7 separate regions of the Mus musculus genome follow, and regions 2, 3, 4, 5, 6 and 7 are each linked to region 1. A link is a loop called in an ENCODE intact Hi-C map of the cell type or tissue named here. Cell type or tissue: left cerebral cortex. All regions are shown on one strand. Links, peaks and the distances in the headings refer to the core of each region. The heading gives the core; the rest is flanking DNA. Region 1 holds the start of Kcnd2 (potassium voltage-gated channel, Shal-related family, member 2). Region 2 overlaps Kcnd2 (potassium voltage-gated channel, Shal-related family, member 2). Region 3 has its middle 130 kb from the start of Gm38772. Region 4 overlaps Kcnd2 (potassium voltage-gated channel, Shal-related family, member 2). Region 5 has its middle 140 kb from the start of Gm22828. Region 6 overlaps Kcnd2 (potassium voltage-gated channel, Shal-related family, member 2). Region 7 overlaps Kcnd2 (potassium voltage-gated channel, Shal-related family, member 2).

Region 1 (4,351 bases), core at 100-4,099:
AAAAATACAGTGACCTAAAAATCTCTCTCCATAAAGCCTAAACAAATCTCTGCCAACAGTTGGACCAGGGCAGGTCCTGGCACATGTAAACGTACAGGTGACTTCGGAGACAGCCTGGCTTCAAACAGGTGTCTTCGCTTCTCCCCTGATACAGTCTGGTAGATATGGGGTCGGTATATAGAGCAGGAGAGAGGAAACAGGGAAAGTCAACCAGTCAGTGGTAGTCTCTTAAAAGAAAGAACCCTTTCACCTTCCCCTTTTGCTGAAGTGGTCCTTCCCGCCAAAGGCGTCTCAAAAAGACGACCTGTTGTTGTAGCTCCGGAGATGCGGTCACAGCCGCTGTCCCGCGTCCCTTGGAGTCCGCTGGCCGCCTGTACTCACGCTGCGCTTGCAGAGATGGAGGTGAAGTGCAGGGCTCGCGGCGGGGGGCGTCGGTCTAGAGCTCTTTCTCCCCCCCACAACGACGACTGACACCCTCTGCGCTAGCCGAGAGCGTTTGCCCGATGGGCCCTTTCACTCTCTGTTCAAGTTCAGCTCAGGTGCAGTGTGACAGTTATAGAGCCTGGGAGCTGGCAGCCGCCGCCGCCGTGGCGGCAGCAGCATCTGCCTCCGCGCAGAACGCGCCTCGCCCGCGGTACATACCTGGCAAAGTGCGCACCGGGGCTGAGTTGCATAGAGACTTTGCTGTCGCCTTGTACCCGGAAAGGGAAAGGCAGAGCCAGCGGCTCCCGAGCAGCCAGATCCCAGGCTCCCGGGGAGCATAAATAAAGCTCTGGCGAGCTCTCCGTCCCCTTCCCCCACCCTCCGTGCCTCCCTCCTCCTTGTCACCTTCCCAAAAGCCAGGCGCAGGCGAGCAGAGCCAACAGCAACAAGTTCAAAAAGGTGCGGGGGAGGCGAGCCGCCCAGGCCACTCGCTCCTGCCAACTTACTGCGCGGCCGGCGTCCCCGGGGTCGGGGCGCTGCGGGGCTGCGGGGCGCCGGGACTGCGGGGTTGCGGGGCTGCGGGGCGGGCGGTGGCGGCGTGGGGCCGGGACCGAGGCGGGAGCGGGCTGGCGTCCGGGCGCGGAGGCAGGAGGCGCTCGGCGGCGCGGGGGCGCGAGAGGGCCGCTCGCTGCTTCCCCGCCAGTGGGTGGTCCCGCATCTCCCCCGAGCACCGCGCGCAGCTCTGCCGGTGCGATCGATAAATAAGCTGGGAAGAGAGCGAGAGCCGCACGCAAGCCCCGCCACGCAGGTTAGGCAAAGGCGTCTCCTGCCTTTCCCTCGCCTTGACCTTTCTCCGCCCCCGCCCCCTCGGGCTCCTCTCGCTCCACCCTAGCCACCCACCAGCCTCGACGCCAAATGTCACCAAGCGAGAGCATCCAGGTGGTTCTACCCCGGGGATGAGCGAGCCTTGGATGAACAAAGGGAAGCTTCAAGGCACTCGGCCGCGGCTGTTTGATGGAAGAGAGGAGGAAGGGGACCGGTGGCTTACTGCTGCCTCCGGAGCCCCGGTTCCAGATGAGCGTGGGAAAGGGGGGCAAGGAAAAAAAAAAGATTCGAGAAAAGCTGGAAAGGAGGGTGAACAGAGCGGAACGCGAAGGAATTGGTTGCCTTTGGGGGGCGACTGGGTCGCAGAACCTGCAAAGCTCCGCGACAGAATTTTTAAGTGACTCTCCCACGTTCCTTTATTTATTTTTTTAAATTATGTATGTTCAAAACAGATATTAATGTTACTAAGGCTAATATATTACCCGTCCAACTTGCTGGAAAAGTCACACAAATCTCCTCTGGTTAGGTCTTGCCACAACTCCTTTCCCCCTGTCCTTTGCAAATGACAGGAGAATTTAGACCCTTTTCTAAATGTCAGTGTGCAGGGGCGTGAGTCTCTTAGAGTGTGTGTCTCTTCATGCCCTTTGCGCATCCCTGCCCATATCTAAAATGACCGAAGAAAGAAAAGGTGCCCGGGTGAAGGGTGAGTGATGTGAGGAGAGACAGGAAAATTGTAGTGGCCAACCGATTTTGGTCTTCGTGTACCCCGCCCCCAGTCATTAAGTGTCTTCCTTAAAACCAAGCTTTTAACAACCATGGCCACTAGATGGCGGGAGTGGCGAGAAGTTAAATTTACATCCAAGGTTGCCGCTTTAGAAAGGCAAAGGATCAGAAAAATTTACTGATTCAACAGAGAATCTGATCACGTAAACATCTTTAAATTTCCTGCGACCACCCACCTTTTCAGTGTTTATATGTCACGCGTTGTTCAGGCTTCAGACTGCATTCTGATGGACATGGAATATGATGTACAGAGTTTCCTATTGAAATGTCTTTGAAAAATTACATGTGAAGTACCAAAGCATGATCAACAAAACCATTAAGACCATTGAAAAGTGGAGTTCACTAGAAAGAGCAGACTGACTTCTACATAAAAATTTATTATTCAAGGCTTTGTCTTTTGTTTAGAAGGAAAGTGGGTTGTGATTTGCTGTAAAGAAATTGACTTCCAAAAGACTCTAGGCTTGATGTGCCCACTTTAAATGGATGCTCAAAGAGAACCTATGAACTTAAAGTATAGAAAAAAATCATCAAAGAATGAGAATAAACATCCCCTGTATTATATGGGTTTAACTGTCAAGATGGATGTTTGCTCTCTGTGCTTAGTTACCCGTGCCGGGTTAGGAATTCCAGGGCTGGTAGGTCGTAAGGCTGGAGCTAATGTGCCAGGGAAGTTTAGGACACCTGCTGTTTGTTTGTTTGTTTGTATTAGCCAAGTGAAGGATGCTTGCAAGGCTTGCAAGGCTGAAAACTAGCAAATTGAAAGGAGGGGGTTGCCTTCCAATTGCTATAAAAAAATAAGCTAGCACAAATAAAAAAGATGGCACCTTGGCAAGATGAAGAAAGCAAGCCACCCAAATAAGTAGGAGGCATAGGTACTAAAAGCCCATTATATCGTCCTACCCTGTAAGGATGGAACAGACTTTGAAGCAGACCCTTTCCACTGGGAGATCAAATACTTACAAGCATAAAATAAATACTTAACTTCATGAGAAGCCTTAGAAAACATAACATCTACAATTTGGGAAGGCGTTGTAATCCGTTCTTCACAAGCAGCTACTCACGGTGCAGAGAATTAAACTTACCTAGATTTAAGCTTAGGTTAAACACATCTATATTCAGATCCTTGCTCAGGAAATAGTGTACTGATTTGATTTTATTTAACAAACTAGTTAACGTCTATGAATGAAAAATAAAGATAATAAAGCAAAACATTTTAGCCCTGTTGTAAAAATGAAAGATAATATTTTCAAGTTTCAATGTGTTTTACTAAGAACATGGAAACTAGCTGTTTTATTATTTTAATGCTCACACAATTCATCTTATCCAGCCTGTGCATGAAATTCCCACAGACATCATACTTGCTTTTATCTCTGAATAAAGCATATCTCCCTCTCCCAACAGGCAAGAACCTGACATTTTAATTTTCAGTTGTTCATTGAAACATACAGAGATTGAAAACCCAACAGAGTGCTTGTGTTTCACTTCCCCTTCCCAAGATTCCAGTTCATCCCCATCTCCTTCCCATCCTGTATCCTATACCATATTGATTAAATGGGAAGCAAAAGAAAACTCAGCACAATAAAATTGAATTCACTACCATCTCCTAATCATATCAGTTTCTCCTTTCCTCTCCTGATAAGTGAAGACCAGGAAAGGACCCTGATGGCACTCATTCCTTTATTACTTCCCCTAGCAGACACACAGTGACCCAGTATGTCTGACTATCCATCCCATGCTGACTACCAATTCATTCTTACATGGCATTTAGAGGTGTTGTTGTTGTTAAGAACAATCTTAAGACCAGTTAAAAATAGGTATAGGTATAGGTATAGGTATAGGTATAGGTATAGGTATAGGTATAGGTATAGGTATAGGTATAGGTATAGGTATGGGTTCCTTATAACTATCATCTACTTCCCCTAAAGGTATCACTTCAAATCCTATTAAATCACAGCCAGAAGGTAACACTCATATCCTCTGAGTCCACTTGAACTGTCACAAACTGGGAAATTTATGAAAACATATATTTGTGTCTCACAGTTCTAGAAGCCAGAAATCCAAGGTCAAGTGGCCAGTAGTTTTGGAAGGTCGAGTGTATTGATATGTAGTGAGTCTTTGTTTTCTGTTTTCAGGAGTTGACAGTCTCCTGTAGTAGGAGGAGAAGACAGTCCTCTTGGGCTTAATCCCAGCCTTGAAATGTCTGGTCTAATCATTACTTTCATTGTGCAATAGTTTCCCCAAACCTCCATGCCCTATTGCTACCTCATTGTGGAGTGCATTTCAACATATGAATTCGGAGAACACAAACTTTCTAAGTACA
Region 2 (4,351 bases), core at 76-4,075, 210 kb before region 1:
GAAATAAAATACACAAGTGGCCTGCTGGGGTGAATGGGAGAAATTTGAACTGATCTGTTTTGCACCAGCTCCTGGCCAAAGTCTGGGCGCTTAATTTAGTTTCTGCCTCTGTCATATTGCACTGAAGCTTCCTGGGGAAATATCCTATGCATCTGGCAGATAAAAACAGACAGAAAGGGAGATGGGAATTCAGCTCCCAGTCCTCTGCTGAAACAGAACATTGACTAATGATGATTTCTCTAACAACATTAGCGCGGTTAGAATCTCCCATGTCCTTTTGTTGAAGTTTTCTGACACTGGGGAGCTAAGAATGAACTCACAGAACATATTTAATGCTAAAAAGCAGTATATCTACTAAAGACACTTAAAATGCCAGAATGAAATTATATGTATCACTTCACTGTGAACAGAATTTAAACATGTTACTCATGGACAAAATCTTGAATCCAATTTTAAATTTCAAATACACATCTCTCTAACATTATATTCAGCCAATGAATAACCCTGTTCCATTACAGAGGTATGACAAAGATGGAGTACTGGGCTTGACCAATGAAGGGATCCAATTTATATATGTTTTGTGAGGTCCACATGGTTGACACCTAAGAAATTTATATCAGTAAAATGCATAACAGATGAGAAACTAGTAAGTTTTTAATTTAATATTTAGTGTAGGGTTGATAATTCAAAATTCTGAACTGTGAGTATGAGAGATATCATATATTTCCATATGTACATGTCTGTCTTTCCAGAACATGTTATCATCCAGAGACTATGTTTTCTATGTTCTAATAGGGTAACACTAGGGATTTTAAGGTCAGCAGTGTCTATGCTTTAAGTCATGGATCAATGAAGAATAATCCTGAAGCTGGGCCTATATCCCATGCAATCTCATTATGACAGGTTTCTAGGAAATCAATCTCTCTGCTGTTTATTGCGCATTTCTCAGATCACATTGAAAATTCAGCCCTTCAGTTCTTCACCTCTCATTCCATAGAAAACTGCAACAGAGAAACCAATTCAGTGTTAAAAAAATACATAAATATGTAAATAAAACCACAGAATATAGATAGACTTTTGTTGCTGTGGCCTTCTAAATCCATAAAAGAATGTAGTTTTCTAAAATTACGTGGCAGAAAACAAGTTTCCAAATAGTTGTCACTTTGAATGTTTCTGAAAGGAATGTTACAAGTATAAATTGGAAGACTATGAGCAAATAATTTAAGAAAGAATTCCCACTACAATAGGGCCTGAAGGATGCTGCAGGTCTGGCTTGCAAGTAAGATAATGGGATTAAGAAGGACACCCTTTGCAATGATGTACAGACGAAGCCTTTCTCATTTCCTAGTCTGCTTCAGAGAAAATCATGTTAGAGCAGAGGGACTCCATTTTTTATTTACTTTAAGGATGAAAGTAAATTACCATTTCTCTTTATCTTATTCGCCTAACTGTGAAATGAGATTGTAAGAGAGAATTAAGGCAAGCATTTAGTTAGTATTTGCGAGGGATTTAAATGGGAAAACAAGAGAAAATCTAAATAGATGAATGCTATTTCCTATACTTATATGGAATTAAAGATTTTCACTAAACCAGCTGGAAGCATTCTCCCTGAGACCAATTAGTTTATAATACACTTTCTCCTTTAGTAGAAGCCCAAAGCTTCTAGAGACTACCTTGATGAATGCAAGTTTGTATATAGGTATAATTGTCATTTATCAACACTAATGTTAACAGTGAAGTTCGTAAGTGCCCATTAAAAATTCTCAGTGAGGTCTGATTTTTCATTGCAAAACTACTACACAAGTACCTTTATGGATTTATGTTCCAGATGGTTGTACCATCTGGGAGCTAACTTTCATTGTCTAATGGTTTCTTGCTACATTTATACGTATTAGGCAGCAACACCCACTTCTAGTTGCAATCATTTTCTTCCCTGCATCAGTGCTTAGTAGAAAGGGTGTTGTGTACAGCTTATGAAACTGCTCGCAGATGACAAAAGGAACACACAGACTTCAGTGTTCATATGGCTAATAATAGAATGTGCAGCAATAACGCAGCCTCCATTGACCATATTCAAACTAGAGATCAGAAACATCTGTGCTTTACTTGACATTGTACTGTATGAAAGATGTATCCTAAGCAGATTGAGGCTGCCACTCTGTTTCCTTGTTAATGTAGGCTTGCCAGATGGTACTGATGAGACTGTATTTTTTAGAGAGGCTGCATTTAAAGAACACCTGATGGCCTCCAATGTACCAGAAATTAAACTGTAAATTTTCTAGTAAATTGAAAAAAATGAGAATTTAGTGAAGAGCAACTACCACAGCACATTTTTTTTTCTTTCAAGGCCAATAATTCTATCAAAGTTTAGACCAAAAAATTGAGAACTTGATGGCAAGACAGCATAGCTCCTATGACCAAAGCTTGGTTTTGTTAAGATTAAATGTATGTCCAATGCTGTTTCCTATGTGGTCCTGTTTTATCCTGCATATAACTGCCATATTTTTATAGTATTCCCTTTTCCATTTCAGGACAAACATGGTAGTGAGCGCCCTAAGATGCCTACATAGGAATCCCTGGAAGCTATATTACCTTATATGTTAAAAGAGACCTTAAGGATATAGCCAAGTTTTAGATCTAGAGATGGGAGATTATTCTACACTATCCAACTGGGCCCACTGAAATCAGAAGAGTCCTTCTGAGAGATGAGATACAGGTCATTGGAAGAGAATGGAGGATTAATGCAGAAATTGAAATGATTTATGTTATACCATGGAGATAAATGTAGGACTATGAGCTATAGGATGGATAGGACCTTTGGAGTCTCTAGTAGATAGGGTGAGGGATTCTATCTTATGACCTCCAGAATGAACTTAAGATTGATAGGCAGCTAGAATTTAGTTTTGCAAGCCTTCTAAGTTCCTTTCTCCAGAATTGTTAGGGAGTAGATCTGCAATGCTTCAAATAATAAGTGGGGAAGAATTCATGACAATATTAGAAAATGAATTCAAATTTATTGACTACTGAGCTCAAACGCTGATTTCATATCATCTTGAATAATTTCATTATAAGTATAATTTACAATGAGGCAGATTTTTGCTGAGGATTATTATTAGAGGAAACCAAGATAAAGGAACAATACTGAGAAAGTGAGAAGGGGCCACACATGAACAAACTGTCTTCTTTTCAGTACAAGATATGGAAAAATATCTGATCTCTATGGATAGGGATACTATTAGCTGCAAACTTATGCTACTTTACTCAAACCGCGTGAGGGGAATCTCCCGTCTTTATTATTTCCAGGTTTCTATGTTGTGAAAACTTCCTATTTTTCTTGTGAGTAGATGGCAGTTAACAAAGTGACACATGGAACAACATGCAGATAATCAGGAACGCTGGCATTCTCAGCCCTAGATGGGATATCCGAATCACTCTCCCTCTTTCAAGGCTGGGAGGCCTTTATAAACAAGATTTTAAGATGGGCAGAAAGATTGTAAGAGCCTGAAGTGATTGATGATCCTAAGGAAATGATGCTCCTAAAAGCACTGGAAATGCTTAAAATAGGAGCTGTTGAGATGCCCAGTAGTCAGTTAGATCCATATGGTTTAAAAGGTAATGAAACTGAATAACTATAGAGATTATATGTATAATATTATATAATACATATGTAATATTATATATATATATATATATATATATATATATATATATATATATATATATATATATATATATGAATATGAGTAATGTGAGCATTGCTTGTGATCAGCAACATTTAGAGTCATGGATCAAATTATCCTCCTGTTCCTTTAAAGCACAGAACAAGGTTACAGAAGCAGACATCAGCTTATTGCAGCAAATTTGGTAAAGAAGTAGAATATATGAATAGAGGCAGCTCTTTCAATAAGCTCAACTTAGAGGAAAATGAAACTGCCAGTTGTGAGATGGTGTGCCTTCTGGAAAATGGTCACCTAACAGTATTGCTGCTGCCATTTTCGCTTGAATAATTGCTTTCATAGTGGACTCTGAATTGTCTTTTAAGATACATATTGAGAATCCTTTGTCCCAAAGTCTGAAGTCCAAAGCTATGCAAAGTCTGAAAAGTTTTAAATGTTGGCATATGGCTATCAATAGAAAATTCTGATAAATTCATCTCTGAGTGAATGGGATCAGAAAACCCTGACAAACTCACATAGAGAGTTTGAGATAGGAAATGGTTTCCTGAGTGGCTCTAGTCTTTTTGAATACCTCGATGACACACCTACTTCAACCAGGCCACACCTCCTAATACTTTCCAAGAGGTTCATAAACTGCAGACCAAGTACTCAAACATATGAGCCTATTGAGGCCA
Region 3 (4,351 bases), core at 89-4,088, 370 kb after region 1:
ATAAATCTGCCCAATGACTCACACTTCTGCCGTCAAACTTTGTTGATTTAACTGTATTTAGCCATATTTAAAATTTCCCTAATATACATTAGACAAATTTAAAATAAGATTTGTTTTTATTATTTAAATGTCTGAGTATTTTACCTTCATATGTGTCTGTGTACCACAGGAGCTGGTGTTCAAGGAAGAGGTTAGCCTCCATGTAGGTGTTGAGAGTGGAACCCCGGTCCTTTGAAACAACAGACGCTCTTGGCCAATGAGCCAAATCTCCAACATTTTAGTGTAGTTTTAAATATTTGAAAAAATAGAAACATTCACAACTTAATTTGAAATCAGCAAAATATTGCATATTATTGACAATTATAGCATGGGAAAGACAGTAAATTTAAAAACATAATTGTGGATATATACAGTCAGTATTGGAATATTTGACAAAGGACTATTATGGTTTCTTCAAATTGTTGTAGTCTTTTATATTTTTTCTAATAAAGATTAGAAAAATAGGAAGTTTTGTTCTATTTTGATTCATACTCAAAGTTCCTAATGTCTCTGTTTAGGAAAATCAGGTCTCGGTTTCAGGAGTCTTTCCATCTGTGCCTGCCTCTCTCTTGGGATGCGGTTTCAGTGCTCTTCCTTGGGGATGGAGAGAGTTGCATCAATGTTAAGTATGTTACACTATGGACATCTTCCATAGACACTGTCATAGAACTTATATGTAGTATTGGTAAATATTTATTTTGTTTTATACACATCCAGATATTAAATTCATCCTTCCCAATTAGGTAAATTTTGAATCAAAATTTTCTGAATTCAATATTTAAATTCAAGGTTTTAATATCATACATCCAATTATAACATACAAAATAATTACTGAAAACAAAAACAAGGAACAAAAAGAACTAAAATATCTACAGATGGAACAAAGCACTGGCATTTTAGCTAACAGTATACAGAGATAATGTTGGGTCTGAATAGTTTCTAAAAAATTAAAGCTTTGAATATATATATACATACACACACATAGATAGATAGATAGATAGATAGATAGATAGATAGATAGATAGATATTAAAAACAAACCAAGTGGAAAGGTTTGTCAGGATACTACAGAAAGCATAATAGTTTAGTTTTCAGAAATTCTTTAAGTTGTCATAAGTCAGTAGCAATGCAATTTTATAAATTAACATGGAAAAATCTTACAATTTTCTTTAGAAACAGAGCCTTTTGAAAATGTGAATTTTTATATATCTTTCAAAGTTGCTAGTTTACTGTCTATAAGGAAAAAGAAACTGACTTTATAATTGAAATATTTGGGTTATATGTCTATGAGTCTTTTTTTAACATACTTGCTACTAGAAAAATAATTGACATTGCACAGATGCAGCCCTATCAAACATTTGACTGGTAACAATATTTTCACTAATATAATGACATTATAATTAAAATCTGAAATCAGATATTATGATAACATGATTTATTTTAATTCCCCTTGATGCCTCATGATTTTGAAATTTCTAGTTTATATACTTGCAAATCTGTATTTAAAGCATTTTTCTCGTTAAAAATATATTCGCTTACTAGGAATAATTCTTGAGTTTTAAATTAGTACTCGTTATTGAGACACTTGCTGATGACTTAATTCATTTGTAACCTATATGTCTTAGAATGAGTAATTATTTTCAAACAATTTAAAAATAAGCTTATAATTACAAACCACCAACTAGTGAGAGATTTATGCATCTACTGGCAGTCTCGTGGCCTCAGATGATCTATATGTTGATGCTTTCCAATGCTTTGAAACAATCAAACTGACAGTTCTAGTACATAAATAAAACGACTAGCGTATTGCTACACAGACATTAGAGAATCATTAATTATTAATCACTTCTAATGGCAATTAAACATTTTTGGTCATTAAGATACAGCATTTTAGGAATGATTGTTCAAAGGAGTGATTTCTGAAACACTGCCATCTTGTGGTGTTGTTTATGATATGGACTGCTGAAAACCAAAACTGTTCTCTAATGAGATAAGTAATTATTTCCAAGAAAACCTATAGAATGAGAATAATCTGTAACGTAATTAAGCAATACCCCTTCTATGTTCTCCCAGACTAGCTGCTCCACTGCAATATCAGAAGCAGAAGGGATAATGTATCCTATTTGCCTACACATTTATTACAAAGAAATAATTGAGGAGGAAATTTAGTCAATGCTAGCTAATACTTCTCAAGAGGGTAAAGGTTTAAGTTTTACTAAACTCAATTTATTTCTATACAGAAATTATTTATTAGGCATGTTCAATATAAGATTTACCCAGGTCTTCGCAAATAGACTCATTGACTGCCCTTGGCTTTAGTTTGAACCGGGTCTCATTTGCAGTATGATCTGAGCCATCAAGAATGTGATCTTAATGTGGTACAATTGAGTCGTTTGGTAATCCAGGGTCCTCTAAATCATCTTAGTTTTCCTTCTCATTAATTTAGACATATAAATGACATAATATAGACATATAAATATGTGCATATTTATAATTAGCTTAAAGTTTGCTTGGTGACTGACATTATTTGTTTTAACTTCTATACTTAGAAACAAATAAAACTCAAAACTCAGCCTGTTCCCCAAATAATAATGTTTAAATATTTATCATTATTAAAAATGAATAAAGACTATTTGATGTGATTATATCTCCAAGATTATTCAGGATTTATTAGTAAAAATCACAGTGTCTGTTTGTAGTGATAGGCTTAGGGACATTTCAATGATGCATTGTGTTACTGTAAAGTTTATATAGTAAAGATTCATTCATTATAAAGACTCACCATCCTCACAATTATTACATGGCAATATTCTCAACACTTAGCTCACTGCAGGAGCAGCTGCATGGCCTTTTGGACAAAGAGGTTGTCTGGCAATGCAGGAGGTACATTTGACAGATCATAGACATAAAAATGTTTGTAAACACCCTTAAGATCTGTTTAGGCCCTCTCTAGAAGCTGAAGCACGAGGAAGCATTTCAAAGCAACTCTGAGTAAAATGCCCCCAAGCTTTTAGTACTGAAGTAGTTTTCACAAAATACCAGCAAAACTCCTTATGTAGCAACCTTGCCCTTGCTCTGCAGACAGTCTTTTATTTTCTGTAAGGGAATTAATGTGAGCACTATCAATGAACCCAGCCTTGTAATAATCCTCTCTTACATCTTTGCCAAGTGCTTTCTGTTTCTGTGCATCTCAGTCCAAATCTCAAGTGCTTTTATTCTTCTCTATGGAGTTAGAGGCAAACCTCCCTATTTCCTATTTGTATTAGATCTTTGACCTTGTGGTGGCATCAATATTCCTCAGCATCTCTTCAAATACTGAACACAAAAGTAATCAAGGTTTAAAGAAGCAAACATGATAGGGTTGAGTAAGAAAGCGTGTAATTGTGGTAAGTTTAAAATACTTTCATGAGTGACATATTTCTTATAAATGATCACAATTTTATTATTTCACTTGAAATCCCGTTTGTTTATTACCAAAAATATGAAAATTAGTGTTTAGAAATAGAAATTCAAGTGTATTTAGAAAAATAAATAATAATAAAGATAATGAGGATTATGTTACATCCCAAAAGGTGTTTATTTTTCATAAAAAATAATAATAAAATCAGATTCTAGAGATTTAGTTCAGTGGTAAGTACTGGCTTCCTATGTTGGAGAGCATCTACATCCAACTACTAGAACTACCTACAAATGGACAGAATATAGAACTAATAAATTCATATGTAAAAATGCGACCAGTTATATTTTACCATTCAGTAGCCTAAAAACACCATTTCTGAGAAACCATACATATGAATTGTGGTGTTTTGAATGTATAGTACAGTGAGTTACAATTACATACATAACTCAGATTTGTGGAGAGCACATCATTGTAAGCATTTTAGATATTTTCACTGTAATATATACATATATATGTGTATGTGTGTATGTATATACATATATATATTAAATATTTCCTGTTTCAGAAACAGAATATTATATACATGTAAATATCAGAGAATATATATGTATATATATTAAATGGGTATTTTATCTAAAATATAGTATGTAGTACATATATAGGAATATAGGTATATACTGCATGTAATATATGTATTATATATTATATATAAATATATGTACTATGTTGATTATAATTATACATATATGTAGATTACATGTAAAACATTATACAAATATTTATATTACATATATACATATATATTAAGCCTATTTTTTAAAGGAAATTTGTTCTGAAAAACAAACAAAAGGTGTTTAAAAGCAATAAGCACTTGACTTTCGCACTAGAAAAAGAAACCTAGAACACTCTCAGG
Region 4 (4,351 bases), core at 150-4,149, 500 kb before region 1:
CAGCTAAGAAATTGCAAAAAGTTCAAAGTTTTTACATAGTTTTGAATGCTCCATTGGTAGACCTCTAGTTTTATTCATATGACTTTTATTTTTCTTGCTTATCTAATATGAAGAATATATATACATATATATATACATTCACACAACAAAAGTATAATGGGTAATATTCCATTGTAATGGGTAATATCCCTAGAAAAGTCCTGGCTTACAAATCTGTTTTCCAGGGACACTGAGAAAGGAGACAGGAGTGATGTTTAAAAAAACAATCATTCACATAGAAGGGATTTTTGTTCCAAAGGAAGAAAGAAAGTGTTGATATTAGAGTGAATGCAGTGCGCAACCTCATGCCCAATCCTTTGTTGTTCTGTGATGGAAAGTCACAAGTTGCCAGGTATGAGAAGTAGAATGACTGGAGCCCGGGTAGATGTAGTGAAGTCCAGAACAGTCATGTCTGCTGAGGAATCCAGGTGCTGGGTGGGTCCATTACTGTGTATCAACCACTCAACTAGTTAAAATACAAACAACTCATCTAGGCACAAATCAATTCCTGGAGGCATGTTTGAAAGATGGATTGCTTTCTTTAGAAATTAGATGAAAGTACATAATATGTATAATATCCTGGTGGAAGAACCTCTCTCTCTCTCTCTCTCTCTCTCTCTCTCTCTCTCTCTCTCTCTCCCTCTCCCTCTCCGTCTCTCTCTGTCTCTGTCTCTCTCTGTCTCTCTGCCTCTGTCTCTGTCTCTGTCTCTCTCTGTCTCTCTGTCTCTGTCTCTCTCTCTCTCTCTCTCTCTCTCTCTCTCTCTCTCTGCGTGTGTGTGTGTGTGTGCGTGTGTGACTGATTATGATTTTGTATCTGAGGGTTTTCTTTCTTTCTTTCTGTTTTTCTTTTGGCTTGAGTGCTAATCCAAGAGGTATACAAAACAATTTCTTCTGACCCGGAAACTGGATTACTTATTAACTAATATTTCTATCCCTTAGGGTCTCAGTGGCTATGTTATTCATGGATTTTCTGCCATCAGCTTGCAATCTAGAAGGATCACAGTTTGATGGATAGTTTTTATAGTGGCTGCTATGTTTGCAAATAGCAAATGACTTTTTAAAGTGTTGCCATATAACACCTGCTTGTGGGACAGACCTTCTTTGCCAGAGGGGCTCTGGTATTAATTTCACAGTGGTAAGATTGCTCTTTGACATTTTGAAATCAATGTTTGCCTAAGAGCAGCAATGACTTTGTTCTCGCCTATTTTGCCCAAAGAGTCAATCCCCTTCTCTTACATAGTTTGAGAATTTCACATACATTATTTCAAGAATTGTGTGCTATCTTTTGTTTCAGCCAATCTATGAACTATTATTCTTTTAAAAGTATATTTTAGAATCTTTTTATCGTTCAGAAAACTAACACATTCAGCCTCTATGACAAAGGGGAAACTAGATGGTTCTCTTTCACAACTAGAGGTCTTTAGTGAAAGAAAATAGACGTTCAGGGAATTCATGAATAAAGCTCAGTGGGGTAAATGTGGACCCTCTATGGTGAATTGTCTGGAATAAAGTTCTGCTTCTTCACATAATTTTTCCCTTTCCTGAGACCTTCTTGTTTGATTTAAGGAGAAGAAAATCCTCACTCATACTGGACAACCACTCTATAACCGAGTCTATGAGAGTTGAATAGCCAAACGAAAGAAAACCATTTAAATGGAAGATTCTCTTTCATAGATTGAGGTCTTCTGGCTAAGTTACTATTATGGCTCAATAATATTTAAAACATTATTGTAACCATTAAGGGAATCTCAATGCCATATATTATTGATTACAGAGTCTGAATTCAATTGACCAAAAAGAAAGGCTGCCAAATGAGCTACATGATTTTGCAACTGCATTAATACTAACTGCCCACTAGGGGGCATAAAAACCTAAACGAAAGTTTGGAAACAAACCAGGTCTTTTCTGGTCTTCTCAAGCTGAGATGCGGAGAAGTATTTCCAGTAAATTGCCTGCACAGATCCCTTATCTTTGCCTACATACGCTCAACATTTAGGATATATTTGGGCATCTTATTACTCTGGAAATAGTTGAACAGCACACAAAAAAATCCCACCATTTTCACAGATTACCCAATTTCAAGGATATGAACTAATTCTGACAATATTTTGCTTCTTCTAAAAAGATAAGTCCTCTTCTACAGTGACAGTGTGAGCTATCACTAATGCCCAATTTTAAACAAGAAGCTCTTTACTAGGCCTCTGGAGTGTAAATGAGGGACTTTTAAGGACAGGATGTATATAGAAATGGAGAAGGAAGGATGAAAGAGTCACCACGCCTTCAGCCCATGGGCTAAGCATTCTCACCCAAAAGGGTTTTCTATTCAGAATTACTCACTGGGTTTCTTTGGACTCTGCCTTTTTAACAACAAATTCTTTTGTCTTTGATTTTTCTACTTGAATTCCATATTTCATATCACAAAGGGAAGGATTTAAAGTTCATAAATGGAACAGACGGTTGCAACGTCATGACCTAATAAAATATTTATTGCCTGAACGAATGCCAACAGTAAAGAGACGTCAGAGTCCTGTCTGAAGAATGTTTTCTTATTTTCAAGTAGATTTTTATCATTTTTTAAAAGTTATGACAGTAAATGTATAATTGATTATTGGGGGGGGCATACATTCAAATCAAAGAATACTGTCCAGCTTCAACAGGAATGGTGTCCCCAGCCGTGGGACAGTACAAGATACTTTCTGCTTTTCCACCTCATCTCTGCCTCAGCAGTCTGCTTTATCCTGATCATCCCTTTCCTTGGCAGAAGACCTTAGTGTCCGTCACCGGGAAGAAAGAGATCAAATTCTTTATTATGATTCAGATCCTCATAGCATTTCACAAATGGACCCTTGGTTCTCCCTCAGCTGCTCATCCACACATCTGATGTATTACAATCAACACAGAACTGTTTTTGTTACTTGAACATAATATTACTTCCATCATTCTAACACTGGGCGTGTCTAGACTTTTGACGCTATGTTGCATATTATCATATCTAAACTTCATGCTCAATAACCATGCAATTTATTTATAAAAAAAAAACCCTCAAGGTTTTGAGTAACTTTATAATATTATGTTGATCTGAACTCATAGCTGTCCTGGGTCAAATGGAGATGCTGGGCTACTGCAACTTTGTTCTTTTTAGAACAAGTTTCTTTGCATTCCTACTGCATACATCTTTTGGAGAAAACTGCAATTCAAATGGACAGAGCCCAAATGTCAGTTCTCATTTGAAGAACATCTTGACCATTTATCTGGGGGTCCAGTGAGACTACTCATTCTTTTTCTTTTATACCTTGCAACTAATAAATTGTAATTGGTTTTCTTTTTAGAGGCTTGTACTTTCTTGCCAAACCATGAGGTGGAACAGGTCAAGGATCCTGTCATCAGTATCAAGTGACTTTACCACAGACCTTGTCTGTTGTTGAGCAAATCGTTAGAGCTCAATAAATGTTTAGTGCTTAAATAAATCTGTCAAGATGATGTCTGGAGGCAAATAAGAAACAAGGGAGACACCAAGGAGAGATAGTTCTCTCTCGTTCTCTTTCTCATGTCCAGGACCAGAGCAGTTCATTATTTTTTCTGTTCCTCTCTGGCACCTTCTCAAATGGTCACACAAAGTGGTTCAGTATTATCAATGTATCTTCCTTCTTATACCCAGAGGAGTTGCTTGTAATCTAGTGACTTTAAACAAGATGAAGGGGTAGCAACCCGACATTTCCCCACTTCCTGCATGCTTTTTATTGTCATGTGACTATGGCCAGCATTGTTAAATGCCTTGAAGTTGTTTGGAGAATTTTGTGAGCTCAGACGCCCAGCCAGTGGCAGTTATCATAATCTCACACACCATCCTTGGAAGGGGCGGACTTTCCCTTTCTCCCTGTCCTGCCACTGCTGATCTTAGGCTGATGTAAGTCGGGAGCATTAGCAATCCTTTGCAAAGACCATCGTATGGTGCTTGCTTTGCCAAGCTGGCTCCACTCTGGTTTTACCTGGGGAGTGCATTAGAGGAGACGAGCTTGTCTTTCAACGAAATAAAATTATCCCAGCAAGCAGATCAAGGTTCCCGCAAATATGGCCATTTGGCTTCGGGCTGACAGCAACAGCTTCCAGAGGAGGCCTATTTGTGTTCTTCTATTCCGGGAAGTTTCGTGTGTAGTCCTGATGTGCTGCTCTCACACAGTGGCTTCCTTCAGGTACCTGCTGCTGTGGCTTCAATCTTCTTTCCTCTACCAGATAACATGCAGTCTCTGTGCGGGGTTCCATCATTTTTATCCTTCCCTGAATGCTTTTCCTCAAAGTGCAAATGCCCCTG
Region 5 (4,351 bases), core at 219-4,218, 1.4 Mb after region 1:
CCAGAGACCTAGGATGGTTCCAAACATAAATGGCCAAAGGGGGTGGGGGATCAGTGAACTTATTTTTAGAGATATTCTGATATACTCACAGATCAATGCCATGTCTAGTTACTATTAGAGAGACCTTTTCTGGCATCAGATTGAAGCTGGTACAAAGACCCACAGGCAGACTTGATACAGATTAAGAATCTAAATTGGAGGTCTCCATCAGATTCCTCCTGACAGAGATCTGTGAACTGCATGTATGAGAAGAAGGAAAGATTGTAGGAGTAAGAAGGGATGGAGGAAACCTGGAGAACATGGCCCATGAATCAGCACTGTAAAAATAACTTTTATTCAGTAATTGTTGTCTCAGTGGCTTAATGCTAAATAAGCTCACCCTTTCTAGTTCTTTCTGAACCCTGCTGTGTGATTCAACTCAACTGTTATGGCTGAAACTCCTCTCCAAGCTAACAGATTTTATCTGGCCTCTCTCACATTCTCACTGAATTGACTTGCTTGACCTCAAACTAACTTTGGCAATATAATTAATCTTTTTGTTCTACCTCATACTCTGGCATCAACTGCCTGTGCTGACCTGCACTAAACTTTCCTCTACAAACTAGCTTTGTGTACATTGGAATTAAAGGTGTGTCCTAAAGTCCAGTCTAAATTCCAGCCAGAGCAGCCATGTTTCTAGATTTAAATTCATCTATACAACACAGCATGTTTTGCGTGTGCTCAAAACTGAAGCAGCAACCACAAAGCCAGAAGATGTATGCACCAGGTTCTCTGTGTATATGCTATGCCTGTGAGCTTGATGTTTTAATGGCACTCTAAACAGTCTGAGGAGGTATGCCTCTGACACCTTTGCCTGAACTTGGGACTCTTCCTTCTGCTGGGTTGCTTTGCTTAGCCTCAATATGGGGGTATTTTCCTTGTCTCATTGTATCTTGCTTGTTGTGTTTGGTTGTTGACTCTTGGCTCTTTTCAGAAGGGAAACAAAAGTTGAATAGATCTGTATCAGAGAGGGGGGACCAGGAAAACCTGGGAGGAAGGGAGAGAGGGGAAAATATGGATGGATTGTATTGTATGAAAAGGAATCTATTTTCAAAAAAAATAAAAAAACAAAACAACAACAACAACAACAAAAAAAAAAACCAAGAAAAAAAATCCCATTCATAGAATCTAAAAGAAATGAATAGAGGGTAATAAGTACAAATATAAAAACTGATGAACAACAATTATGTTGAATTCAGACTACTATAGGAGTTTATTTACATCTTTTTCATGTGAAGTCAGAAGTCCTTCATATAGTAATATATGTATCAACTAAAATTGCTGAAATTATACAATATTGAATGAACTTATAATCACTGTCAATAATACTACTAGCATTTATCAACTCTAATTTCATATGCATTGGTGGGTTTTATATTTCTTTGTGTAACGTTACAGTCTCAGACACAGGAATTATAAATATTGTAGGCTCTCATTGTTTGGGTTTCGTGATTTTTCAAATATATTCATAAAATAAAGGTTTCATTAAAATCATAAAACATTGATGTAGAACACATCCTAATTCAAATATAAACCTTAAAAAAATTCCTTATATAAGAGATCCATAATGGTAGATTATATATTGACAAGGGAGTTTGTTTATTTGCTCAGATTATCAACACATTGTGAAAATAACCTGTGGCTTACAGATTTGGTATCTGCACTATAAAACAAAGCACTACAGTGCCATCTCCTGGAGCAAAATTATCTGAAAATGGAGGTGTGATTTGATGTAAAGTCTGTATATAATTAGTTTATATTAATCAAAACAATAAGAGAAAGAAAAAGATAATGTCTAAGACTCCAATCTATGAACAATGGTAATTATATTCAGCAACACACAGTATTTAACACCTCATGCGTACAATATTATTTCTTCATATTTTATATCTATATGCATCATTAATTCTTTCGGTATCTATACCCAATGTTTACTAATTACAAAAATAAAACATCTCAGATCTTGTGGTTGATTTCCAGTTTGAATTCAGTTAAGAACAATTTTACAGGGGGTCCCACCTCTTCATTCTAGTCCTTTCACCATTGTATAACTTAATATAGGCTGTACATTAAAATATCTTAATTACTTGCTGAGAATTTTTTTAATTTGTCTAGAGTGGAACTTTTAATAAGTCCGTATAACTTCCAAACAAAGGCTGCTTTTATATAAACAGAACCCTTAAAACTTTCAAATTTACTTTGTAATTTTTTTTCCCACATGGAAAAGTAATTTTGAATCCTGGAGTTTTCTGTGATCAATATTTAAACTATTTCATCTTAAATTTTTATCAGTGATTCCTTTATTCAAAACTGTATTTTATTGCTGCTTTCCAATGTATTATACATCTTTTTCTGGAGGTGCTAAATTTTTAATATTTCTTTTATTATTTTAAAACTATCTACCCACATGCACAACATTTTGGTACAGATTACCCTAGGATTTCACTCCCACAATTTTTGTTCAGTATGGTCGACAACCAGTGTAATTCCTGATTGTATTACATTTGATCTTACATTAGAATTATAAGAAGATACTAAACTTATGAAAAAATATTACATTATTTATTGACTTTTTAATAAGTTTATAGTTGATTCTATTGAAAATTAAAATGAATTTACAATATTCAATAAAAAGCACTGTTTCTTATCTTCAGTATGAAAATAGTTATAAATGCCAAAAGTACTGTTCTATTATTATTGAATTTGAACACGTTTCTGTTGTAAAATAAACATTTTTAAGAACCCCAGAAATAGGGGTGTGGCATTTCATTTCAAATTTTCAGTTGTATCAAGTCTAGGGGGAAAAATCATCTATACACAATATATACTGATCCATTTAGAGCAGAGATCTATGCGTTTTAATGGTTGGTTATACTTTTGTAACTACTAACAGATTATAGATTGGCCCAACTCTTCATCCCCACACTCTCCATCTATCCCTTAACATTTGACAATTTTCTCACATAAGTTACTGTTATGCAAATATCTACCTATTGCAGTAGCTGAGGAGCTTGAAGCAGGGGCTGTCAAAGCAGAGGCATCTCTTTCCTGCCCCAGTTTCTGGCCTTAGGAGCTCTCCAATGTCAGCAGCATCTGTCCAAGCTGCAGCACCTGTAAAGCAATGCCACCTTTCCCGCTCCTTGCCCATAGCCATAATGAGGGACTGCTATAGAAGTTGTTCACCTTGGCAGTATTTGCTCTCCAGCCTTCCCAAGCAGCTCTGCAGTGATGGCACCTTAGCCAATTTCACTTGCAGACCTACAACGTCATAGTCCTGTCCTAATTCATGACCTTGGTGCAGTGAAAAGGGGAGTAAAAAAGGAAACAAAACAAAACAAACAAACAAAAAACAAACAAACAAAGCCAACTCCGGAGCTTCCCACAGTACCCTACCAATCCCTGAATAGGAAAATCCTCCAATCTCCACTATGGAAAAAACCTCTGCCCTGAAAAACCCCTGCCCTCTAAGAAATCTTACATAAGCCATGTCCTTTGTTAAATTCATGACTGTAGTCTCCTGGTACCAGAGGCAGCCACCTCTGTATTCATCCCTCCATATCCTGGATTTGTCACCTCCCCATAAATTACTTTTTATGAGTTTTGTTACCTGGTAAGACTTTCATTAAAAGCCAAGAAGCAGTGACAGGAAGAGGGAAGCAGTGGAGCAGGGCTGAGAGTCCTCAGCTGTCCAGCTCAGCTGGAGATACTCTCATTTGGGAGCTGGAATGGTGAAGAAGAGGAGGCAAAGTAGGTAACGCCTCTGTGGAGGAGGCTTCCTCTCAAAGATATGTGGTTCCTGGGCTCCCATATCTCAGGATTCCTCTCCATTGGGTTATTGTTCCACCAGAGCTCTGTGGTTTTGGGGCTCCATGAGTTTCAATATATCTTTCCATCTATGCAGGAATACTTATAGTCATATGCATGTATTGAAAGAATGCATCCCATATTTTCCAGGCTTTTTCATAGAAATTAATGACTTTGGGAATTATCTACATGCTTGTGCTTACCAACTACTTGCTTCTTTGATAATATTTTAAATTGACTCACTGCTAATGGAAATTTGTATTAATTTTCCCTTTGGATGCTTAATATTGTGGCTGTAAATTAATTAGCTTTCTGAAAACATATGCTTCCTTTTTTCTTAGATAAACATACAAGAGAGTGATGTATGGACAATAAGCTAGATGTTCAACATAAGGCTACTGATGGATATTAGCAAAGGACCATTATAATGAAATAGCCATTACTTGTTCTTTCAATCTGATTACTGAAGTTGAGAAAGTCTGATGTGTGTAGCTGTCCAGCAGCCATG
Region 6 (4,351 bases), core at 261-4,260, 200 kb before region 1:
TGCAACATCAGGCATGATGGCGAAATTTTACATATAAGCTGAAAGCTTTAGCCATTTAGACTACTGTATGTATATGTTTGCATATATATATGCCTGTGTGCATTTACATGTGTTTATATACATGGGAATATGTGTGTGTGTGTGTGTGTGTGTGTGTGTATACAAATGTATTTTTTTCTGGAGCTTTTGGATAATATTTCTTGAGTGTGTTCTATTACTATAAAAACATTTACATTGGGAGAGTAATTAATATTAAAAACCTCATTAGTTTTCCTTACACATCAGATATGATTATGAGGATTTAACCTTATAATTCTATATATTTCTTACACTGAAGCATCATAGTTTCCATTTATACTGATGTAACTAATTTAGAAGTTATTTGAGAGGAATAAATGTATGTGCTCAACTGTCTCTAGTATATTTTAAATTTTCTTTAATTTACTAAGCTTAGTCACTGATTTGTTAGATCTGCAATGGAAACCCACAAGTACAGGAGTGGGAAGATTATGATTTCAGGAAGGTGACAAAAGCAAAATCAAACGGGAGCAGAAATCTGTTTAAAAAACAAAAATAGCATTCTATATTTCAAAAAATAACCTGATTTCCATTAATCTGCATATGTATTTATAGCCTCCTTTGCAAAGGCATCTGAGCCTCTTAGAAAACCTCGGTGGTTCGTAGAAGGCTCTCTCAGTTACGTCACTTAGAACAGCAGCTCAGATCTTGAGCTGTCTCCAGGGCCACGTGCATGGTGAACACGACAATATGAATGAAAATGAGTTTAAGAAACAGAGTCATGTGCATTTGACTAGGGCACTGGTGGAAAAATCTGGGTTCTTGAAGGTGGAATGTGTCTAGAGGAGGGGTGAGAGAAGAGGCAAAATATCTGAAGTAGCTGGTGGTTAGGACTGCTTGCTGCCAGAGAACTATGGGAAAAGTGTTTAATCTGAGAAAAAAGGTAGTAATATTTTCCCTTGAAAACCTATACAAGGACTCATCCATTCTTATAAATATTTCCCACCACAACTCAGGCATGTTTGTGGCAGCTGACAAGCCACTACAGCTAATTACCTGTGATGCCTTGAACAGGTACAGATCACCCTTGAAGCTGGAGGCTGTAGAGAACTGTTTTAAGCTAGTGTGTCTGGAGCAGGAAGCACTAAAGAAGATGCTGCCATTAAGAAAGGACCACTGAGGCAGTACCCTGTCCCAGGAGAATTTTGATACTCAGGAGAGCTTATGACAGGCCAGGTGGGAGCAGGAGGAGCAGAAACAGGTAGGTTTGACAAGAAGGCATGCGTAGAAACAATGGACAAAATAATTTTCTTTTTCACCTCATATATTGAAGAAACAAAACAAAACAAAGTACAACTATAATAATAATAATAATAATAATAATAATAATAATAATAATAATAATAATAATAGAAAATAGAAACCTCACATATCCAGGAAGATACTAATTTTTTTCACAATCTTTAATTAAGTTTTTTCCTTGTCTTGGTTGAATGTAGAATGCCAAGCCTCTTAAAACTCTTTGTCTTATATGGGTTTCTTTTACTTTAGATGAAAAGAAAGTGGTTGTGGCAGGCTGAACCCTCAAATTAGGGTTTCTTTTTTCTGCTAGTAAAACATAATGAGCTTTGGTATAAAAATGCCCCTTCTATGTCCATGGGCTGCTTTTAGAATTTTTTTGTAACTCACTTCTCTACATGTGTTCTAAATAGATAATTGTTTCTGTTGTTTCTATTCTAGATGATAATTTTAAATGTTTTAAAATGAGAAGCCTTGGTACAAATGGATTTTTCTTAAGAATTTTAGTAATTGAAGGATGCCTTTAGGGACAGAGAATAAAAGTAAAATGATGTCTTAAAAAAAAAAAAACTGGATGCATGAAGAGCTATTTGCTATCAGGATATAGGGAGGGAAATACCACGTTGGAATCAGGCTGACAAATGTTTGAGTATAAGCTTCGCCAGCAGACAGAGGACCTTGGGACCGTTGCCTATTTTGTTCCTACTTGAGGTTTTCAAGCTGAACTATGGGGATAATAATTTAGAGGTCTATTATTGTGGTTCAAATTCAATTACATTATAGCATTTAAAGCTCCTAGAGTGCTCAGTCTACAGTAACACTTAATAGAAATCTCTAAGGAAACCTGTCTGCATCAACACAAATGTCACAGCAATACTCTCAGTTGTGGAGGAAGCTGGTGACCTGTGTCACAGTGAGGAAAAGGGTTTCCCTTTCTCCAAACATGAACATGGAAACCATTTCCTTCTAATTAGGAACATTTAGTTTCTGTCTAGATTCAAGTCCAGAATGAGACTCATTGGCAGGCAGAGCAAGAGAGAAGGACCCCTGGGGATGGAAAGTAGATACTGCAGACTCACTGAGCATTCCTTCCTCGCTGATATCTGGAGGATGAGAGAAGTGTCTTCCTGTTGAACTTTATTTGACAGTGACAAAAATCATTCCCTAGCATTGAATTCACAGGTGTAAGGACAAGACTATGATGCTCCAAGGTTAGTTACTAGAACTTTAGGAAAGAAAATAAACTTATGTAATTGGAAGGCACCAATTATTTCATGGGTTGTTTAATAAATGGTATTTATTTTCTATAATCTGGAAATCTCAATGATTGAGGAACCATAGGCAGAAGATATTTTATAGCCATGCTTGATATTGGAGAGTTCACTTTCTAAGGGAGGAATCTCTCTCTCTCTCTCTCTCTCTCTCTCTCTCTCTCTCTCTCTCTCTCTCTCTCTCCCTGTGTGTGTGTGTGTGTGTAGTGTGTATGTGTGCCTATATATATTTGCATTTTATCTTTCTATCATCTATCAAACATGCAGAGTGAGAGAGATAGAGATAGAGATGATATAGAGATAGAGATAGATAAATAGAGAGAGAGAGGCAAACAGGCAGACAGACAGACACACATTGCAAAATAACACAGTATAATCTAACAATGCAACAATAGAAAACTATAAGGGAAAAAAAACCCAAGAAAGTGAATTCTTTTCAGGCTTTTAGGCTTTAAATAATGCATTAAGGTAAGGGGGTCATGAAGAAGGTCAACTAAGTTCAAAGTAAAGGTGGCTTCAGAACAGAATACTCAACATGGAGAATTATGGACAAGGATTATAAGAAGGGAATAAATAAAAATGAGAACACTCTCAAGTCACCTCACAACTTCTACGTCAGAAAGACAGAGGTTCGTTCAACTTCTACACACGCATGCAGAGAAACTGGCTCAAGCAGTTGAGGTGAGGAGAGTTGAGGCAAATCTTCATTTCCTTTATTTTAGCTTTCACATGGGAAAATGTGAAAGCCATCAGAAAGAGAAGAGTAACTTGGTCCCAATTCTACTGTAAATACTTGTTTTTGAGTGAATTTTTTTTATACATAAAGAAAATCAGAGACTAATGGTGATGATTTTATAAAGGACTTGCCACATTTCTACAGGACTGTGGCTAGGTTCCCAGCACCCAACTGGTGGGTCCCAAACTTCAACTCTGGTTACAGGGAATGTAATGCCTTCTTCTGGCTTCTGTGCTCACTGCATGAACACTGCACACAGAAATACATTCAAGCAAAACAGCCATAAAGAAAATAAAACTGAATTTTTTTAAAAAAAGATCAAATAATTTTTCTGTCCATAAACTTAAATACTACTCACTGACCATTGCATGTAGTTGAGAAATGTTATGTTAGAGCAAGAGCCGAAGATGATCTATGAACTTCATATGTCCATTTATTTTTCTTGTTGTAAACTTGATAAATTGAAATTTCTCAGCTAATTATGCTATACATTTTCATTTTCTTCACCTGTGTTCTCCTTTATAATCTCTTACCTTCAGAACATATAAGGCTCATATTGGAACTCTCTCATCTACTGTTTTGTTTATTTATAGAAAGTAAGATGGTTGACTCTTTTCTGTCTTGGTGTAGATATAGAATTTGAAATACTCCTTGCAGAATCCTTAAAAGAGAACATTACTCTAGGAAGTTAATTCACAAGATACAGTTATCATTTCCTTTTATTTTTATTACATTAGTTTTGAAGTGTGGCTTTGGGAGTATTTTTGGCAATGTAAGGCCCATGCTTGGCTTTACCAAATTAGAAACACTTCTGTAATTGACCCAGTATTCACTTAGGACTTCTGCTTAAGTAAGTCGTATGCTCTTTTGTGTCCTGAATACAGTCTGCTTCACAGATGCTCTGAAAGAAGGAATGGATATTTTAGCATGCCTTACAAATGAATATTCATTGAGTTGAACTGCAATAAAACAAACAAACAAACAAATTAACAACAAACAGCTCTTAAGTCCTAATTCCATCTTCTTG
Region 7 (4,351 bases), core at 80-4,079, 220 kb before region 1:
TAGCTTCACACTGCCTCTGAACATACCACTACATCCTTGAATTTTAAGTTTATATTGCCTGAAGTCAAGTATGAGTCATGAATTTCAATACATTGGTTTCAATTGTTCTCTGCAGCAAAGGTGCGGAAAGCACTTATTTCTCTGGGTAGCATTCGCTTAAATGAATGTTCTCATTTGAAGTATAAGGAACAGTCAAATCAACTATCACCTCTATAAAACCATATAATGATGTAAAACACATTAATGATTTATACACTATTAAAGTAGACCATAATTTCCTTATACAGACTTTGAATATGATTATTTAGCATGGTTATTTGGAGATGACACTGTAAGATCATTCTGTCTCCCACATCTGGTAGAAACCATAACACCTAGAGGCCAGAACAATAAACTCTCATAGAGTCAGTGGTACAGGTGTTTGGTAGGGCTTTTTCTCCCGGCTTCCTTTATTATCTTGTGCCTATACATACAAATGTTTATGGAAATTATCACTTAAAGAAGTAGATACTTACATTTTCAGAAAAAAAAAACCTTTGTTATAGTTACTGAGAGAAAAATATATTTTACATGAATTATCATCTAAGTTGGGGACAAGCTAATTTCCATGTTTTGTCATCAGTATGAGGCCCACAGAGATGGTAATAGGGAGTTTGCTACCTGCCACCTCTTTACACAACATGAAAATACTACTTTTCTCACACAATTTTCCCCTAAAACGTGATACAATGTATTGCTATCAATGGGGCAAGTAGTAAGTAGAACTAGGTGATAACTTATGGGCAATCCTAGGTGATAAAAGCATACATAGAGGAAATCTATGAGAGATAGGGGAATTACAAGTCCTGCATATTGCACATCAATATCATCTTTAATGTCTACCATGCACTTTATCTCACATAAATGTGTTAGTGCATATTTCCTCTTTTGGCAAGTTTCAGAAGTAACCTTAAATGATAACATAGAAATTATACATAATTACCTTTATCAAGTCCATATTTTGGTTACATTTCCTTCCGGTACTTTTTTGTTTTGCTTTGTTTTGCTTTTGTTTGTTTCTTTGCCAAATTAGTGGGATTAATTATCAATGATTAATGAAGAATATGTGGTTAGAACATATCATGATCATCCTTATTATATTAGTATAAGAAAATGATGGACTGTAATTGTTTTGAAGAAAAGCAAAAAAACTGTGACAAGAAATACAGAGGTTATGGCCAGAAATGGACTGCAAAACTAAGATTTTTTAAAATATAATTTTGGGAATCAGACTCAACTCCTTATGCTTATTTAGTGAATTTTTTATTGTCTGAACTAATTCTTCAGTCCCATAGACATCCATCCCAATTCCATCTCTTAAGTACAGAGCTAAAATAGAAAATATTTAACAAATGTGAATGAATTATACTGTTCAAATGTTAGTCTAACAGTTCCAGATAAATGCTCTCAGTATTTGTCTAGCTGTAGTGCTCTCTCAGACAAATTGCCTTGAAGAATAATTGTTTCTTTCCTTGGTGTTTTAGTCAAGCATCTTTACTATGTAAGTTGGAAAATCTCAGTGGCAAGCAAAGCAAAAGATGACTGAAGTTACAACCATGATTGGGGATAGTATAGCAAGCAAACTCTTTGTACTATGTTGCAATGCACTTTATAAGTATATTCTGATTTCATAGTTTTTAAAAGTTAATACATTCTATTTTTATAGAGCAAATTTAGGTTCACCACAATTTTGGGTAGCATGAACAGGGTGTACCCATTTACTCTCACTCCTAGAACCTGCACATATGGCCTGACAGCTGGCACCTAGGACCAAAGTGGCACATTTGTCACAACTGTGGGACATACATAGGCATATCTTCACCCATAGCCCACAGAATGCACCGGAGTTCACTGATGTCTGTTACTCTTTCTCTTAATATTAAATGTAAATTCCTCTTTCTTTAGAATTTTACTCTAAGCTCTTTGATGCACAGCTAGTTAGCAGATAGTAAACTAGTAGGTTAAGGTAGTATGTAGTATGTGGCCTCTAAACCAATCCAAGTTACTGCATTCCAACTCCTTCATACGTTTGCCTTTTAACATTTGTGCACTGATGCAAGACTAAACAGCAGCCATATGACTACATTGGTAGCAAAGCAACTATTGGTTACAAGTCCCGTGATGATGGTTACCTAATTTACCACCTTAGCCATAAAATGAGGCCAGCCCTACAGGTTTGCATTTGGAAAGGTTAAAGGAAGTTCAGAAGTTTGGGGCAAATGGTAATGATTCAAACATGGCAGGCACGCTGTGGTTGAATATTTTATTCCTTTCTTCATTTTCGTGTTGATGTCCCATTTGTATTCAATTAGGCTGAGATATCTTCCAATATAAATAAATACACAACTCGTTGAGAAGAGGAAATAATGGATATTTTAAACACTTCCATAGAACGAACAAAATTCTGGAGGTTATGTAAAGCAGTAACATTCTGCACCTTGTCTGCCCGCTTCTGTCCTCCTCCACACCGCATGCAGCAGAAAAATAATTTAATGCAAGAGCATTTAGTTATAGTATGCTAACTGACATATAGAGCTTATAAAATGCATGAATAAAATGGGCTGGCTACTTAATGCAATATTATTCATGCTGTGGATTAGTTTAAGTGATACCTGTTTGATTAACCGACATGTGTACCTAAAGGTTCCCTGTAGGATAAGTGCTTTTACGGATCATGCAACTCCAATAGTGACAAAACCAAGAATGTCTGCTTTTACTAGATTACACTCTAACTATAGCTAAAAATTGCTCTCTGTGTCAGTTACTTCATGCATTTATTTATTTTTTAAGCCTCACAAATAATCCATCTTAAAAAAAAAAACTATTGGTTCAGAAGAAAAAATATAGCAAAGCCATTAAAAGAGTGAGCAACTTGGATGTGGTTAAGAAACAAGGAAATGGGGCTGTTGAGATACAAACTGGAACAGTTCCGTTTTAGGTTCTGGACATTTGACCATGGAACTAGCTTGGGACTAAGAGAAAAATAAAAATGAGAACACTTATAATGTGATAATAGATACATTTTAAAATGCTTTTCTGAAATTTTAGGGTTTGTTTTTATGATGATGTCTCACCTCAGAATAGCTGCAGAGTGTGTCTGTTCATACATAAGGTCTGGTAAAAAGTTATAGGTTATCTGAGATACAAAGACTTTATGTGGTAAGAAATTCATGATTCTCCATTTATTTTGTCTAGATTTTTAACCAACTTTATCAAAAGCATTGATGTGTGTAGAGTTAATAGGAAATAACATGCAAGTAGAAGTCCCCATGAACACTACTTCTCTCTTAATCCTTTTCTGGTTTCTACATACACAAACATAGTTCTGGTGACTTATTTACAACCCAATAAACTCAAGAACTAGTATAGAGAAATATAATTATTGCTAGTTTCTGAAAGTCCAGTACTTTAAAAAGATTAATCTTCTTTGCTTTTTTTTTCCCTTTCTAAATTTAAGACTTTTCAGGAAAACAAAATGCCAAGAAACCTGACATGGATTGACTTCAGGCTTCAAAGATATTCCTTGTTGCTATCAACACACACATGGTGATGAGTAGCCAGGTCAACTCCTTAGATGGTCCACCATAAGATGGTGTTGTCTTGGAGCACATTGTGTAATTGCCAGCACAAGTGTAAGCTCCACACACTATGATGCTCTCTATGGCTTGTGCAAATAGGATTTGGCATGTCCACATAGGGTCGGGAAACCTACTGACTAGAACAAATGATGATTGGAAAGCTTAAATTTAAGGGTCACCTTCAGGTTCTTTCCTGTTATCTGTGGGGATCTACACAGCACTGTTTGCACATTGACAGAGACAAATTTCAGCTTGGTTCTCATTTCAGAGAGCATGATGGTGAACTGTTCAGAATGCTGCTGGTTCCTTCACTTTCCCTTATAGATTTCAGTCTCACAAGACTCCTGTCAGGCACAGGTTTCCAGTCTTTCAGTCTATATGTATTCTGCTGACTCCTAAATTTTTAAGTCAAGATTTCTAAATTGTTTCTAGCACAAAGTCTTTGCACAAAAACCTAGGCTTCTTCCATAAAGATAACAAATTCAATAATGAAAAATTTAAAAACTAAGACCATTCAGAGACAAATTAGTTTGTGTAATGTATTTCAAGTCTGGTTATTATTTTATCAAAATTTAAGATTATTACCAATTTACCAGAGCTTTTGGTTATTTACCATTATTACCACGAATTTAAAGCATGATAACTGTATGGCCCAGGATGGCAAGCTGAGCAACAATATCTATGTCGAAACCATCCTATGGCACAGTCTATGCCGTTTCCATCATGGTACAAGG

What was found. A loop is a pair of places that touch in the nucleus more often than their neighbours do. Peaks named below come from ENCODE experiments on the same cell type or tissue, not always from the same donor. Only the 100,000 strongest peaks of a DNase experiment are listed, where the experiment ranks them.
Region 2: it touches region 1 in a loop (5-fold over the local background); 3 of 42 quality-filtered maps call a loop at or near these places.
Region 3: it touches region 1 in a loop (12-fold over the local background); 13 of 42 quality-filtered maps call a loop at or near these places.
Region 4: a loop joins it to region 1, with 19 times the contacts of the local background. A loop is called at or near these places in 6 of 42 quality-filtered maps.
Region 5: it touches region 1 in a loop (4-fold over the local background); 6 of 42 quality-filtered maps call a loop at or near these places.
Region 6: it touches region 1 in a loop (2.7-fold over the local background); 3 of 42 quality-filtered maps call a loop at or near these places.
Region 7: it touches region 1 in a loop (3-fold over the local background); 2 of 42 quality-filtered maps call a loop at or near these places.

Annotation. Positions count from the first base shown.
Region 1 is chr6:21,211,733-21,216,083 of GRCm38, reverse strand. Kcnd2 (potassium voltage-gated channel, Shal-related family, member 2) reads right to left here and starts at 738. Exons shown (of 6, transcript NM_019697.4): 1 at 1-738. In left cerebral cortex, for the core only: a CTCF peak has its summit at 2,067 (motif pointing right); DNase peaks (open chromatin) are centred at 754, 1,309 and 2,057; H3K4me3 peaks cover 2,230 bases; H3K27ac peaks cover 2,401 bases.
Region 2 is chr6:21,422,133-21,426,483 of GRCm38, reverse strand. The region is part of intron 1 of Kcnd2 (potassium voltage-gated channel, Shal-related family, member 2); the gene reads right to left. Among named protein-coding and RNA genes, the nearest start is that of Gm52855, 120 kb to the left of the region's middle. In left cerebral cortex, for the core only: no CTCF peak of the experiment used is centred there; DNase peaks (open chromatin) are centred at 182, 1,948 and 2,107; H3K27ac peaks cover 362 bases.
Region 3 is chr6:20,837,978-20,842,328 of GRCm38, reverse strand. No RefSeq gene overlaps it. Among named protein-coding and RNA genes, the nearest start is that of Gm38772, 130 kb to the left of the region's middle. In left cerebral cortex, for the core only: a CTCF peak has its summit at 1,984 (motif pointing left); a DNase peak (open chromatin) is centred at 1,989.
Region 4 is chr6:21,707,017-21,711,367 of GRCm38, reverse strand. All of the region lies in intron 1 of Kcnd2 (potassium voltage-gated channel, Shal-related family, member 2), which reads right to left. Among named protein-coding and RNA genes, the nearest start is that of Gm30270, 140 kb to the left of the region's middle. In left cerebral cortex, for the core only: a CTCF peak has its summit at 1,887 (motif pointing right); a DNase peak (open chromatin) is centred at 1,973.
Region 5 is chr6:19,762,982-19,767,332 of GRCm38, reverse strand. No RefSeq gene overlaps it. Among named protein-coding and RNA genes, the nearest start is that of Gm22828, 140 kb to the right of the region's middle. In left cerebral cortex, for the core only: a CTCF peak has its summit at 1,736 (motif pointing left); a DNase peak (open chromatin) is centred at 1,727.
Region 6 is chr6:21,414,796-21,419,146 of GRCm38, reverse strand. The region is part of intron 1 of Kcnd2 (potassium voltage-gated channel, Shal-related family, member 2); the gene reads right to left. Among named protein-coding and RNA genes, the nearest start is that of Gm52855, 120 kb to the left of the region's middle. In left cerebral cortex, for the core only: a CTCF peak has its summit at 2,360; a DNase peak (open chromatin) is centred at 682; H3K27ac peaks cover 757 bases.
Region 7 is chr6:21,428,763-21,433,113 of GRCm38, reverse strand. All of the region lies in intron 1 of Kcnd2 (potassium voltage-gated channel, Shal-related family, member 2), which reads right to left. Among named protein-coding and RNA genes, the nearest start is that of Gm52855, 110 kb to the left of the region's middle. In left cerebral cortex, for the core only: no CTCF peak of the experiment used is centred there; a DNase peak (open chromatin) is centred at 1,782.